Regions from separate parts of the Homo sapiens genome. Here region 2 is linked to region 1. A link is a contact called in ENCODE Hi-C or POLR2A ChIA-PET data. All regions are on one chromosome and are shown on one strand. Each heading gives the region's core, a stretch centred on a gene start or an enhancer-like site at or near the end of the contact. The rest is flanking DNA. Distances are from core to core; before and after follow the strand shown.

The links. Hi-C counts contacts between places; a loop is a spot of excess contacts on that map. ChIA-PET counts read pairs that join two places held with the same protein, here RNA polymerase II (POLR2A). Pooled maps may share reads with other maps.
Region 2: a map with no recorded cell type shows a loop between it and region 1 (8-fold over the local background). The contact joins two enhancer-like sites. A Hi-C loop is called at or near these places in 4 of 168 maps with a recorded cell type or tissue (CD4-positive, alpha-beta T cell, CD4-positive, alpha-beta memory T cell, endothelial cell of umbilical vein and 1 more), 19 of 37 single-sample maps with no recorded cell type and 10 of 50 pooled maps. POLR2A ChIA-PET finds 5 or more read pairs at or near these places in 15 of 52 experiments (A673, B cell, BJ and 12 more).

Annotation. Positions count from the first base shown.
Region 1 is chr20:5,793,143-5,800,130 of GRCh38, reverse strand. The region is part of intron 2 of SHLD1 (shieldin complex subunit 1); the gene reads right to left. Among named protein-coding and RNA genes, the nearest start is that of SHLD1, 46 kb to the right of the region's middle. RefSeq lists an enhancer at 1,809-2,008. Within about 2 kb of position 2,075, at least 4 of the 41 ENCODE cell types and tissues checked have a DNase peak (open chromatin) inside an H3K27ac peak, as active enhancers do.
Region 2 is chr20:5,837,652-5,844,872 of GRCh38, reverse strand. All of the region lies in intron 2 of SHLD1 (shieldin complex subunit 1), which reads right to left. Among named protein-coding and RNA genes, the nearest start is that of CHGB, 70 kb to the left of the region's middle. RefSeq lists an enhancer at 487-556. Within about 2 kb of position 1,717, at least 4 of the 41 ENCODE cell types and tissues checked have a DNase peak (open chromatin) inside an H3K27ac peak, as active enhancers do.

The sequences.
Region 1 (6,988 bases), core at 826-3,325:
GCTTCATCTCTGGCCTTTATGCACTACATGCCAGTAGCACTGCCCCCTACCCAGTTGCAACAACCAAAAATGTCTCCAGACATTGCCAAATACCCCCTGAAGGACAAAATCACTTTGAGAACCACTGCTCTAGCAATAATCACGTATGGCCTTAAACCCTTTCTTACAGAATTGGGCCACATTTTCCATTCAAAAGAGATTAGCTCTTTCATGTTTATGTACTGACACAAGTATGGTTCCAATGCCATACAACTGGGTCCAAGACAAATCATTCCAGGTTCTCATGTTTAGGTCAATGATATCTTACCACCTTTTCCAGAATTACTTCTAGGGTATGAATCTTGAGTTTGTAAGTATCCTTTTAAAAAGACTTACACTTCATGAAGGCAATTTGAAAGGAATATGGTACTGACCCTATAGTAAGAAGGCCATTCCCTATATGCACATGCCAATCTCTCATCAAGAGCTGAGTCAATTCCTTCACTCTTTGAATTTGAGCTGGCCTGTGATAACAGAAGGCTGGGCGCGGTGGCTCACACCTGTAATCCCAGCACTTTGGGAGGCCAAGGTGAGCAAATTGCTTGAGCTCAGGAGTTTTGAGACCAGCCTGGGCAACATGGCAAAACCCTGTCTCTCCAAAAAAAAAAAAAAAAAAAAAAAAAATTAGCCAGGCATGGTGGTGCATGTCTGTAGTCTCAGCTACTTGGGGGGCCAAGATAGGAGGATTGTTTGAACCCGGGAAGTTGAGGCCGCAGTGAGCCAAGATGGTGCCAATGCACTACAGCCTCAGGGACAAAGTGAGACCCTGGCTCAAAAAGAAAGAGAGAAAGAAAGCAAGAAAGAGAGAGAGCGAGAGAGAGAGAATAGGGGAGGGGAGGGGAGGGAATGCAACAGAAGTGAGGCTAGCCTTTAATTTTTTTTTTTTTCTGAGACAGAGTCTCGCTCAGTCATCCAGGCTAGAGTGCAGTGGTGCAATCACGACTCACTGCAACCTCCGCCTCCCAGGCTCAGGTGATCCTCCCACCTCAGCCTCCTGAGTAGCTAGGACTACAAGTGAACGCCACCATGCCTGGCTAATTTTTGTATTTGTATTTTTTTGTAGAGACGGGGTTTTGCCATGTTGCCATGTAGAGACTCACAAATGGTCTCAAACTCCTGGGCTCAAGTGATCCACCCACCTTGGCCTTCCAAAGTATGGGGATTACAGGCATGAGCCCCCACAACTGGCTGAGGCTAGTTTTTAAGAGAACTGAGGGAGGCTGAGGTGGGCGGATCACGAGGTCAGGAGATCGAGACCATCCTGGCTAACCCGGTGAAACCCCATCTCTATTAAAAATACAAAAAAATTAGCCGGGCACGGTGGTGGGTGCCTGTAGTCCCAGCTACTCTGGAGGTTGAGCCAGGAGAATGGCGTGAACCTGGGAGGCGGAGCTTGCAGTGAGCCGAGCTCTCGCCACTGCACTCCAGCCTGGGCGACAGAGTAAGACTCCGTCTCAAAAAAAAAAAAAAAAAAGAAAACTAAAATGTTAGGCCAGGCGCAGTGGCTTACGCCTGTAATCCCAGCACTTTGGGAGGCCGAGGCGGGCGGATCACAAGGTCAGGAGATTGAGACCATCCTGGCTAACACGGTGAAACCCTGTCTCTACTAAAAATACAAAAAATTAGCCAGACATGGTGGCAGGCGCCTGTAGTCCCATCTACTCAGGAGGCTGAGGCAGGACAATGGTGTGAACCCGGGAGGCGGAGCTGGCAGTGAGCCGAGATCACGCCACTGCACTCTAGCCTGGGTGACAGAAAGACTTCGTCTCAAAAAAAAAAAAAGAGAACTGAGAGTTTCTACTTTTCTTCTCTTGGAAGGCTCACTCTTGCGATTTCCCCTCTCAGAACTCAGCCACCATGTTGTCAGAAGCCTGAGCCACATGGGCATGGAGAGACCACAGGTGGCCACTTCAGCTGACAGCCCAGCTGGGCTCCCAGCTGATGACTAGCATCAACTATCAGCCATGTGAATGAGCAGCCTTGAACATTCCAGACCATTCAAGCCCCCAAGTGACTGCAGCCCCAGCCAATATCACATGGACCATAAGAACCACTCAGCTGAAGCACATCAACCCACAAAATTGTGAGAGAGAACATAATGGTTGTTGTTCCACACCACTAAATTTTGGGGTAGTTAGGCAGCAAGAGATAACCAAAACAAGGCCTCTGATTCAACTGCTGTTGATGACAGAGAACAGAGGGTCATATCTACATGTATAATAGGCATAGAGCCTAAGCAGTAGCCCAGGAAATAGTGAACAAAGAGGCCTGGGACACTGGCAAGCCTAGGACTGCAGGTATCAGTGAAATCAAGTGACTGGATGTTCATGAGTAGCAAAGGCATTATAAATGTGACTTATTAAACAAGTTAGACATGTCTCCAGTCAAATATGATTTGACTAAACATACAATTTTACATGCCCATCACTGTCACAGATACTATAATACTGTGTCTAGTAAGTAAGTAGGGACAGTGTGCTGGGACTGGGACTATATGGGACTTCACACATATTCTTCTTCTTCTTTTTTGAGATGGAGTCTAGCTCTGTCACTCAGACTGGAGTGCAGTGGTATGTTCATAGCTCACTTGCAGCCTTGACCTCCAGGACTCAAGCAATCCTCCCACCTCTGCCTCTTGAGTAGCTGGGACTACAGGCACTCGTCACCATGCCCAGCTTATTTTGTTTATATTTTGTAGAGATGGGGTCTCACTATGTTGCCCAGGCTGATCTTGAACTCCAGAGCTCAAGCCATCCTCCTAACTCAGGCTCCCAAAGTGTTGGGATTACAGGCATGAGCCACTGTGCCCAGCCCACACACATTATTCTTAATCCTCACAAGAGTATAAAATGTAAGCATACTAATCACTCCCTTGCTCCCCTCTCCCTCTTTCCTTTCCTAATTCCTTTCCTTCCCCCTTTTGTTTTTCCTTATTTCATCAAGAAGAGTAGTTTTAAATTTTTAAAATCACAGCATCCATTGTTAGATGAATAAAGCTTCCTATCATTACTTTGGAGCAAAAGATAGAATCCAGAGCTCTGGGTCTGTTTTTCTTCCAATTCTTCCTAATATGCTGAGAGATATGCAATAATACTTCTCATTTTCCTGGCTAGTTAGAAACAACTTCAGCTTCTCATGCCTGTTGAAGGTTGAGTTAATATTTGAAAAGTGATATGCCGATTTACAGTCTAAAACTGTAGACTGTAAAACTGCAGCCAATTATCCTTTAACTCACCTCTCCACCTTTTTTTTTTTTTTTTTCTGAGACAGGGTCTTGTCCTGTTGTCCAGGCTGGAGTGCAGTGGTGCAATTATGGCTCACTGCAACCTCCGCCTCTTGGGCTCAAGCAATCCTTCCACCTCAGCCTCTAGAGTAGCTGGCACTATATGCGCATGCCACTCTGCCTGGCTAATTTTTTGTATTTTTTTGTAGAGATGGGGTTTCTCCATGTTGCCCAGGCTGGTCTCAAACTCCTAGACTCAAGTGATCCACCCGCCTTAGCCTCCCAAAGAGCTGGAATTACAGGCATGAGCCACTGCGCCCGGCCTCATCTCCCCCCTTTCTAACTCACGCTGAAAATGTTTCAAATTCAAATTTAGGGAATTCGCTATGGGTTTTAAAAAAGAGATAAAGCAATGGAAAACCATAGGGTGCCTTTCACATAGACCACAAAAGAAAAAACTCTAGAGGGGCAACTCAAATCATAGTTTAGCAATTATCTGTTTCTTATTATGATTTTTCTATGCCTTTTTATAGTAATATATTAATAACATTAATAACTATGACCAATAGTTCAATTAAAAAAATACTTTAGATAATTTTGAGAGTGCTCACAGTAAGAAAACTCTGAGGTCTTGTAATAAACAGCTATAAAAATGTTTCCTCTAAGATCTGATTAAAATTTGGATTATTGCTCTTTTGCTTTGGTAAATGTATAACAACATTCTAATTTCTATTCCTTAAGTAATGATTTCTAGCACCACCCAGAATGTAATAGCTTCAACAGCTAATCTTTACATAGAGAATTCTGATGTGGAGAAATAAGTAGATATCTACTGTTCCGGAATAGATGATATTTTCTTTCTTTCTTTTTTTTTTTTGAGACAGAGTCTCGCTCTGTTGCCCAGGCTGGAGTGCAGTGGTGCGATCTCGGCTCACTGCAAGCTCTGCCTCCCGGGTTCTGGGTTCATGCCATTCTCCTGCCTCAGCCTCCCGAGTAGCTGGGACTACAGGTGCCCGCCACCAAACCCGGCTAATTTTTTTTTTGTATTTTTAGTAGAGACGGGGTTTCACCGTGTTAGCCAGGATGGTCTCGATCTCCTGACCTCGTGATCCACCTGCCTCGGCCTCCCAAAGTGCTGGGATTACAGGCATGAGCCACCACACCCGGCCAATAGATGATATTTTTTGTAATGAGTTTGTTCATTTCTATTTGTTCTGTGTAGTTATGAAACTTACACAGCCTGATTTTTTTTTTTTTTTTTTTTTTTGCGAGACCAGAGTCTTGCTCTGTCACCCAGGCTGGAGTGCAGTGGCATGATCTCAGCTCACTGCAACCTCTGCCTCCCGGGTTCAAGCAATTCTCCTGCCTCAGCCTCCCAAGTAGCTGGGATTACAGGCACGTGCCACCACATCCAGCTAATTTTTTGTATTTTTAGTACAGAGGGGGGTTTTGCCATATTGGCCAGGCTAGTCTTGAACTCCTGACTTCAAGTGATCTGCCCACCTTGGCTTCCCAAAATGCTGGGATTACAGGGATTAGCCACCATGCCCAGCCTATACAGCCTGATTTTATCACTTTGGTTTTGCGTGTGTGTGTGTGTTTTTTGTTTTGTTTTGTTTTTGTTTTTTTTGAGACAGAGTCTCACTCTATCCCTCAGGCTGAAGTACAGTGGTGTGATCTCGGCTTACTGCAACCTCTGCTTCCTGGGTTCAAGTGATTCTTGTGCCTCAGCCCCCCGAGTAGCTGGGATTACAGGTGTGTGCCACCACGCCTGGCTAATTTTTGAATTTTTAGTAGAGACAGAGTTTCACCATGTTGGCCAGGCTGGTCCCGAACTCCTGACCTCAGATGATCTGCCCACCTTGGTCTCCCAAAGTGCTGGGATTACAGGTGTGAGCCACCAAGCTCGGCCATCACTTTGTTTACATATGTAAACAAATAAGTTTACATATCTTATTTTCCCAACTAGACGATCAACTCCATGAGCACAGGAATCCTGTGTTCTCACTGATTTATATCACCCTCAATCTGTAGCACGGTACAGAGAAAACAATTTTAAAAATGGTCTCATTCATTTCACTGATTAGACGTCTAATAAACATAGTATCTAATACAGTCTCACAAACATGGCTTTGCTTAAAGACACCCCAGATTAACAGGGATCCTTCACCATAAGACTATTTGTAGAATACAACATAGGAACACCTTTCAAATACAAATCAAAGCACTTTGCAAATAAGAAGGCATCTGTTGACAAATATACATGACACTCACAATGAAGAGATTATATAAGAACAGGATGCAATAATTTGCCTAAAATTATATCCAAAGTTAGCAGAAAATATATATTTTCATAGCAAATGCTAAGAAGTAATTCTATAGATACTTTTGGTCAGTGTTAATCCGAATAACTTCTCTGTAAGGGGCCTGTCCCAGGAAAAGTCACTTTTTTGCCTCGTACTGAGCAACATAAAGAAGTGGAAGTCTTAGACTCCTGAAAGGAACTCAAGAAAGAAGTGAATCCAGAAACCAACCCCAGTAGCAGCACTAGTTGTAACAGCAGTGGTGGTAATGACAGCTAGCCTTTGCTAAGTCTACTCAGCTCCAGGTGTCTCACTCAATCCTCATGACAACCTATGAAGCAGATAGTGTTATTGTCCTCATCTTATAGATGAGGAAACTAAGAAAGAGTGAAGTGCAGTCACTTGCTCAAGGTCAGAAAGCTAGCATGTTTAGCTAGCTATAGAATCAAGGTGAAAACTCAGACCAGTCAGGCTCCAAAACAAACAAACAATCAGAAAATGTAGAACGTGATTTTTTTTTTTAAGTGAGGGGAACATCTAAAACCAGAGAGAAAGGGGCCTGGCGTGGTGGCTCAGGCCTGTAATCCCAGCACTTTGGGAGGCTGATGTGGGCAGATCACCTGAAGTCAGGAGTTCAAGACCAGCCTGGCCAACATGGTGAAACCCTGTCTCTACTGAAAATACAAAAAAATTAGCCAGGCACGGTGGCATGTGCTTATAATCCCATCTACTCAGGAGGATGAGGCAGGAGAATCACTTGAACCAGGGACGAAGGTTGAAGTGAGCCGAGATCGTGTCACTGCACTCCAGCCTGGGCAACAAAAGTGAAAGAAAAAAAATACCAGAGAGAAAGGAATACAATGATTAAATAAATAACATTGAGACAACTGGCTTCCATTTGGAAAACAATAGAGCTATCATCTTGTTTCATACTTTACCCTAAAATAAAGACTTCAAAGTTGAAAATTAAACTTTTAAAAATACTAAGAAATGGAGGTGCCTATTTATATAATCTTGGAAAGCAAGAATGGTTTTCCTAATTTTATGCTAAAGCAGAAGCATTGATTGATAAGCTTGACTATATAGGAATCTAAAATCTCTATACATCAAAAAAAACCCACAACGTGAGCCACTGTGCCTGGCCTAATGTGGAATTTTAAAAGGCAAGTTGCAGAACAGCATGTTTTTGTTACAGGTTTTTTGTTGTTAAAATCTCTACATAAACAAATGCACTAAAATACATAAATTTACATGCACATATTTATCCACACTAAAATATATTTATAGGTACATCAAAAAAGAATACATACAGACCTCCAAATAGCAAAAACAATTCCGAGGAAAAAAAAAGTTGGAGGACCCACACTTCCTGATTCAAAACATAGCTACAGTAATCAAAACAGTGTGGCACTGTCATAAAGAC
Region 2 (7,221 bases), core at 468-2,967, 45 kb before region 1:
CAGTGAACCGAGATCGCACTACTACACTCCAGCCTAGGCGACAGAGTGAGACTGTGTCTCAAAAAAAAAAAAATATATATATATATATATATATATATATATGTCTACTACACAGTGATAGATATTATATCAAAAGGAAACTCCAGACAAACAAGCATTTATTTGTAACTGTAACTGGAAGGAACATCAGCCTTACCAATAGCTACTGCCCCATCCTGGCATTAGAGTTGAAGGGATGAATCATAGTGAACATTACCCATCTCACAGCAGGAGGACTATGATTATACAGAGGTCCCTGGTGCACCCTCTGCAAAGTAAACATGATCCTAGTGTGGGCAGAAACAGCAGGTGCCTCAGTGTGTGGGAGTGTCAAACACAGAAGCCCAGGCTGGTAGAGCCCTCCAGCCATCCCCAAACACATCCCTCTAAGGGGGACCTGCACCAGGATGTGGGTGGGACTGAAATGACTCAACCTCCAGAGAGCCTGATGGTGGCAGTGGTTTTTGTAAGTTGATGACAGCTATTAATCAAGCAAAGAGCTTCAGGAAAAGTTTGAGTTAGTAAATACACTGAAGAAGAGAAACAGGCAGCATTAAAAATAAAACAAAAAATTGTGAAAATAGGCAGAGAAGATCTAGAGTTCACAGAATGACTGCTGGCTGAGTCAGAATCACAGCGCTGAATTAAACGGGCAAGACAAGAAGGAAACACCATGAGATCAGTTATAGGAGATCACTCTCAACACCCATGCCTCCCATTTACACTTGAATTTAAGGAGAGCAAAGCTTTGAGCCTTCTCTCCTGAAGCACATAACATTGGAGAACACAGAAAACTCAAAGAAACTGGAAAAAAGCCACAAAATCTAAAATTTGCGTGATACAACTTACGCAGAAAAGGAATATAGACAGAAGACAAGTGAAAACTGAGGCTAAGTGACAGAGAAAGATGGGTTTGGGATGCATTTGTGTTGGGAAATTTTCTAACATGAGTTATTAAGGGCTAGAAGTGAGGAATACATGGAATTGAATTTCCACCTTCGCGAGGATACCTCTAGTGTGGTCACAGAAATAGTTACTTATTTTTGACAAAAGAATATGGTAGACAAGATATTCTGAAAATCCTTCCTGTTACCAAACATCTAAAACTGTTGGATAAAATATTTTTGAAAAATCTTTTAAAATGTTTGACTGAGCTGGTAACAAAGCAAGGAAAGCCTGTACAGACCAAAAGCAAAATGAGAATAGAAGTTCTGAGAGGTCTGCAAACCCTGAGCTGGTGTCTAGACCTAGCATGTCAGCTTCAACGTCCACACAGGGTTCAGGACACAAAGCCTAGGGCCATGGCAAGGTGGGGGTGCTTAACAAGAAATCACCACATAAAGCTGAGAGCCCTGAAGTTACGCCACCAGAGAAAAAGTGAACTAGAGAACAAAATACGCCTTGTAAAAGGTTATAGTAAAACAAAACAAACAAAAACTTGTCTTGGCCTTGGCTCTGGGTAGAGAGAGAGAGAAAAAAAAGAAATATCTGCCCCAAGATTTAACCTGATAAAAGAAAATAAAAGGAAAAAAAAAAAAGAAAAAAACAATTGATCATGAGCCAGAACTCACATGTGTTTGTGCTCAAATTGAAACTATTTTTGTGGTCTAAAAACCTCTAAGCCAGCTATTTATTTTAATATGGTTCCAGACTGACATGCCCTCATATGTCTAGTGAAAGCAAGCGTAAACCTTAGAGGGATGTACTTTCAACCAAACACCAAAAGAAACCGTCCACACAGAGTTCCATTGAACATGAGCTCAAAATGCACAGGGAAAAAACAAATCTACCTTTACCGAGTGGGAGTAAGCAAAGTGAGCCAGCAAACAAGGCCCATGGTGGCTTCAGATATTGGCGTTAACACAATCAGGATATAAGGCAAATATGCTTAATATGTTAAAGAAATAAAATGGGAAGTTGAAAGTTTGAGTTAGGAACAAGAGACTACAAAAAATGAACAGGTAAATGAGAAAAATAAACAAAAAGCACAATGAGAAAATGTTAAATTACAGAAAAAGAAAAAATATAGTAATAGGTATTTATACCTCAGCAAATAGGTAAAACAAGACTAGAGTCCAGTGGAAAGATAATTAGAAAATAGAAATCAGAGTTGAAGATATTACTTACAATTTAGCATAGAGAGAGAGATAGAGAAAAAAATAAGAGATATGGAAGTCAAAGTGAGATGGTCCAACATGCATGTAATTGGAATTTCAGAAAGAGCTAACAGAGAGAACGAAGGAAAGGCAATGCACAATGAGACAACGAGTTAATGGGTGGGAATTTCTCAGAACTGATAAAGCACAAATCCTCAAATTTATTAATCACAATGTTCTGTAAACAAGAAGGCAATGAAACAAGACCTTCAAAGTTCCAAGAAAATAATTACCAACTTAGGGACGTGCAGGCAATGGTGAAGGAGTTAAGACATCAGTCTCTTAACTGGCCAGATCGACCAAAATAATAAATGTCATACCCAGATTGCCCTTATATCCAAAGCTCATTTTCTAAAAGTGCTTGAAATAGACAATATTCTTACCACTTAGGCTGATGTACAGAAATTTTATCTGAAGGTAGAGGAAGGAGCTACATACAATTTCAAGGTTTTCTATTCCTTTAGTGACACATCTATTTAATTCACCAAGGTAGTCCAGCTATCCTTGAAACAGTATTCCAATGCTAGACTCTGATCTCAAATCACACGTGATCATCTTAAAAGTATACAGTTCATCTCCACTCTATATTTTGTTTCTGAAAGTTTCATTCCATAATAAGCCAGTTATGCAAAATCATTCAACTTCAAAGTTGTTCTAGGTTGGTTTTATAAAAATTGTAAAGGCTATTAATGTTTTGTAGACAATGTTCTCTTTCTCCATAGTCAACTATTTCCATTTGCTTTTTAAGTAACTTTATCTTCCTAACTCAGCTCATGCGTGCTGCTCTAATAGCCTCTGCATTGCACTACTGAGTGTGCAGCCATTGGCCCACAGACAAAGATATCTATTCCAAACACTCTTTTGGAAAAAAGGGAAAATAATTATTTCTACTCTTTCATGATATTCACTCTTTGAAGAGATCATGAGAAAGAAGCTGTTTAAGCTTCAAGAAAGCAGTTAAATGTACTTTTAGTCAATAAATTATGCCAATCATAAGATAAACAGAGGCAGAAATTATGAGTCATGGAGTTATTACTGATAACATTTACTGCCTTATTAACATTTTAGAATTTTCTGTTATCTAAGGTTCTCCATAAATTTCATTTCACATATAAATGCATAAACCTAAAAAGGAATACAAATTTGAAGGATGCTATGAAGAAGAAAAAGAAATGAAAAATAACCTAATTATACTGGTCATTCTGGATGACTAAATTTTTTTGACCTCTAAGTGGCAAAACCTCAAATGCATTTGAAGCTTTAGCTCCTAATGGGGCCCCCAAAACACCCATGCACACAATAAATCTTTCATGCAAATTTCTGTTTTTCTATATTTTGATCTAGGTAGTGGTTATGTGGGTATACACCCACATATATAAAAATTCACCAAACTGTAACACATAAGATTTATGTACTTTACTATATGTAAATGGTATTCCAATTAAAAAAATATTTATGTATACATATGCATGTGCACACACACACACACACACACACACACACACACTCGCTATTTTCAGTAAGTTATGGATGTGGCATAGAAATTAAGTTTTTTCAAAAAGATTCCTAGATGGTTCTAATTGGTAACCACTATCCTAAGGCTACTGAAACATGCCTTGACAAGACATTCACTAAATATTTGTTTCAGTGAATGAATAAATGAATGAATGAATGAACAAAGAAACTAATAAATATCTTTTATTTATGGTTGTAGGTGTTCCATTGACTAAGGCCAGAACAAGCCCTAAGAATATTAAAAAAAAGAAATAGCAATCCAGATAATGTTCTAAGCACTTTAAATGCCTTACCTTATTACAACTCACAAAAGCCCTATTAGGTAAGTTGATTCTTCTGGGTTTTTAGTTACAACCAACATAAATCACTTTGGCTGCTTCAAGCAAAAAGACATATTAAGGAACACATAGTTGACATCATTGTTAGGAGAGCTGCAGAAATGGACTTTAGGCCTAGCTTTTAGGAATTACTTCTTAAACCATTCAGCAGAAATGAACGGCCAAAGGGGCTGTTGCCTTGATCACTATTAAGAACCTAAAGAATTAGGAAGCTGCCGGTTCAGATGTTGCTCCAAACTAACAACTGGAAGCTTCCCAATAAAAAAGCTGACTGTTAAATCAGGACGCTATCACTACAGCGACTAGTTCCAGAACGATGCTGCCTCTGCCACTATCCATACCAGCAAAAAATGAAGGTCCTATGTCCCATCTCTCATCCCACACAATCTAGATCTGAATTCAAAGGTTTATGGAAATGCATTTAGTTAACAAACCCTGAACAGTAGCTTTGAGGGATTCTGGAAATGGAAAGTTTCCATTCTCTGTCAGATGAAAAAAAAAATCAAGCTAAAAGGGGATTGGAATAGGTATTGAGTGGACTAATCAACAGATTCACAAATTATGAAACTGAGGCACAGAGATTACGAAACTTGTTCAAAGGCATGCAGCTAGCTAGTTAAGTGGCAGAGCCAGGATTCAAACTCAAGAAGTATGGCTCCAAAGACTAATAAAGCATGCAAGAAAATAACAATATGGTGAACAGGCAAGCTCATGGGGATGAAGTCTCTAGTCATACATACTTTTGCTCATAAATAGCAACTTCTAATTTACTGTACTCAATTATCCTGCTATTACCTCTAGGAATTAAAAGTCTCACAGTTTCTCATCTTCAAAATGCAAACAGATGTCATTAATTTACTTGAGCATTTTATTCTGGTCTAGAAAGTGTTCTCAAGTATTGTGGGGGCGCAGGGACAACCTGAAAAAGGTTCTTCCACCAAACAGTGACTGGAGACATCCATTCCCAGGCTTCGATAACCACCTCCAACTGCCAGCTCCTCACATTAGTTCCATGGCACAAATGAAAAGAATACTTAAAAGCATCCTGAAGTTATTTTAGGAGTTTCTAATGGAACATCTTACTAATCCTACATCAACAAAGTTTGGGAAGCTATGTTGGATGCAACAGAATGACAGTTATTTAGCCTCTGCTTTGGAAAGCTGACCATTCTATAAGCTTTTATGGTCTAGGGAGCTTGAGACTAAAGCTTGCAGTGTATTTTCTGTTATCTGAACATGTACTTCCACACATCTGTGGTATACTTTGGTCTGCTTTTCTGTCTATCTGTCTATCTATCATCTATCTATCTATCTATCTATCTATCTATCTATCTATCTTTCTATCTAATTTATCCATTCATCCATCTCTTCATTTACCCATTCATCTCTCTATGACCCAGATATAAGAATAAAAACATTAAACTGTATCCAAAATAAATATATCAATATGTATAGGCTAAAGCTGGAGAGAAGTGAGAAGGGTCAGTTTCAAATCACAGGATAGAAATGTTGAATATTCCCCACAAAGGAGAATGTGTCAGCTATTTTTTAAAAGATTATAATTTTGAGCAGAAATCCTTCTAGGGGCAAAGAAAAGAGAAAATATTTCATTTGACATGACAAGTTGTAAAATGCAAATCTGCCAGTTTTGGAAGGGTAAATATTTGCTGAAGATTAAGTACATGACAAAGGTACGTCATTAAATCTAAAGAAATTAAAGAGCTCAATTTAATATCACATGCATCTACTCCATTTCTAATAAGCATACAACCTCAACTAGCATGAGCCACAGTCCAATCTATCTCCATGGTGTAGGAGGAAATGATAGATATCTTCAGCATGACTTCCAGCAAGGTGAGTCTGAGTTAATTACTCCAGGAGCAAGTTAAAATGGGTTTAGTTAAACACATGAGCCTGACAAGGACATCAGCCACATGCTGGACAAAATTTAATATTAATCAAATGCACATCAAACTATCAGTGACATGTACACAGAAGCAGGGCTGCTTAAAATTTATCTTTTATTTTTAATTCTTTATTTATTTTTGAGACAGAGTCTCGCTCCGTCACCCAGGCTGGAGTGCAGTGGCGCCGTCTCAGCTCACTGCAACCTCTGCCTCGCTGCAACGTCCACCTCACAGACTCAAACAATTCTCCTGCCTCAGCCTCCCGAGTAGCTGGGATTACAGGCACCTGCCACCATGCCTGGCTAATTTTTGTAGTTTTAGTAGAGATGGGGTTTTGCCATGTTGGTCAGGCTGGTCTTGAACTCCTGACCTCAGGTGATCTGCCTGCCTTGGCCTCCCAAAGTGTTGGGATTACAGGCATGAGCCACTGCACCCTGCCAAAATTTATCTTTTAATTCATAACTAATTTTTATTTTTATCTACATAATATATACTCATAGCTTTTAAAAGTCAGATGAGACTAAAAGTCTTACAATGAAAAAGAAGTTTTCTATTCCTTCCATTCTCCTTTCCATTTCCCATAATCTACCACTCCAACTTACTATTCCTTTTGGCTTTTAAAATCTTTATATGTCTAATTAATATGCTCATATATGATAATGTATCAGTTTTAGACATTATGTGTTGACATCCTATTACAGCAGGTAAGCATATAAGTCTCAGGCACACACATGCACACAAACTCATATATGCACAGATACACAGGTGCTTCCCTTGCCCCATTCTCTAAATATGCTCATATCCAATTTTTATTAGAGCAATATTCAGTGTTTATACTATCATAACTATACAAAGATTGATCGCTACTAAATGTACTACGTTTCATTTACTGTACAATGTTATTGCTTCTGTGGTAAATAGGTATTTTTTTTCCGTCTTTGCCTGCTTTGTTTTGTAACTACAGCTGATCCTTGAACAAGGTAGGTTTGAACTGTGCAGGTCCACTTATATGAGAATTCTTTTCAATAAACATATTGGAAAATGTTTTGGAGATTTGCAACAATTTGAAAAAACTTGCAGACAAATTGCGTAGCCTAAAAATATCAAAAAAATAAGAAAAATTAGGTATGTCATGAATGTGTAAAACATATGTAGATACTAATCTATTTATGTTGTTAATCCACTGTTCATATGATCTGTAAGGCTTCTGGTCAACAGCAGGCTGTTAGTAGTTAAAGTTTTGGGGAGTCAGTGCAGCCATAAAAA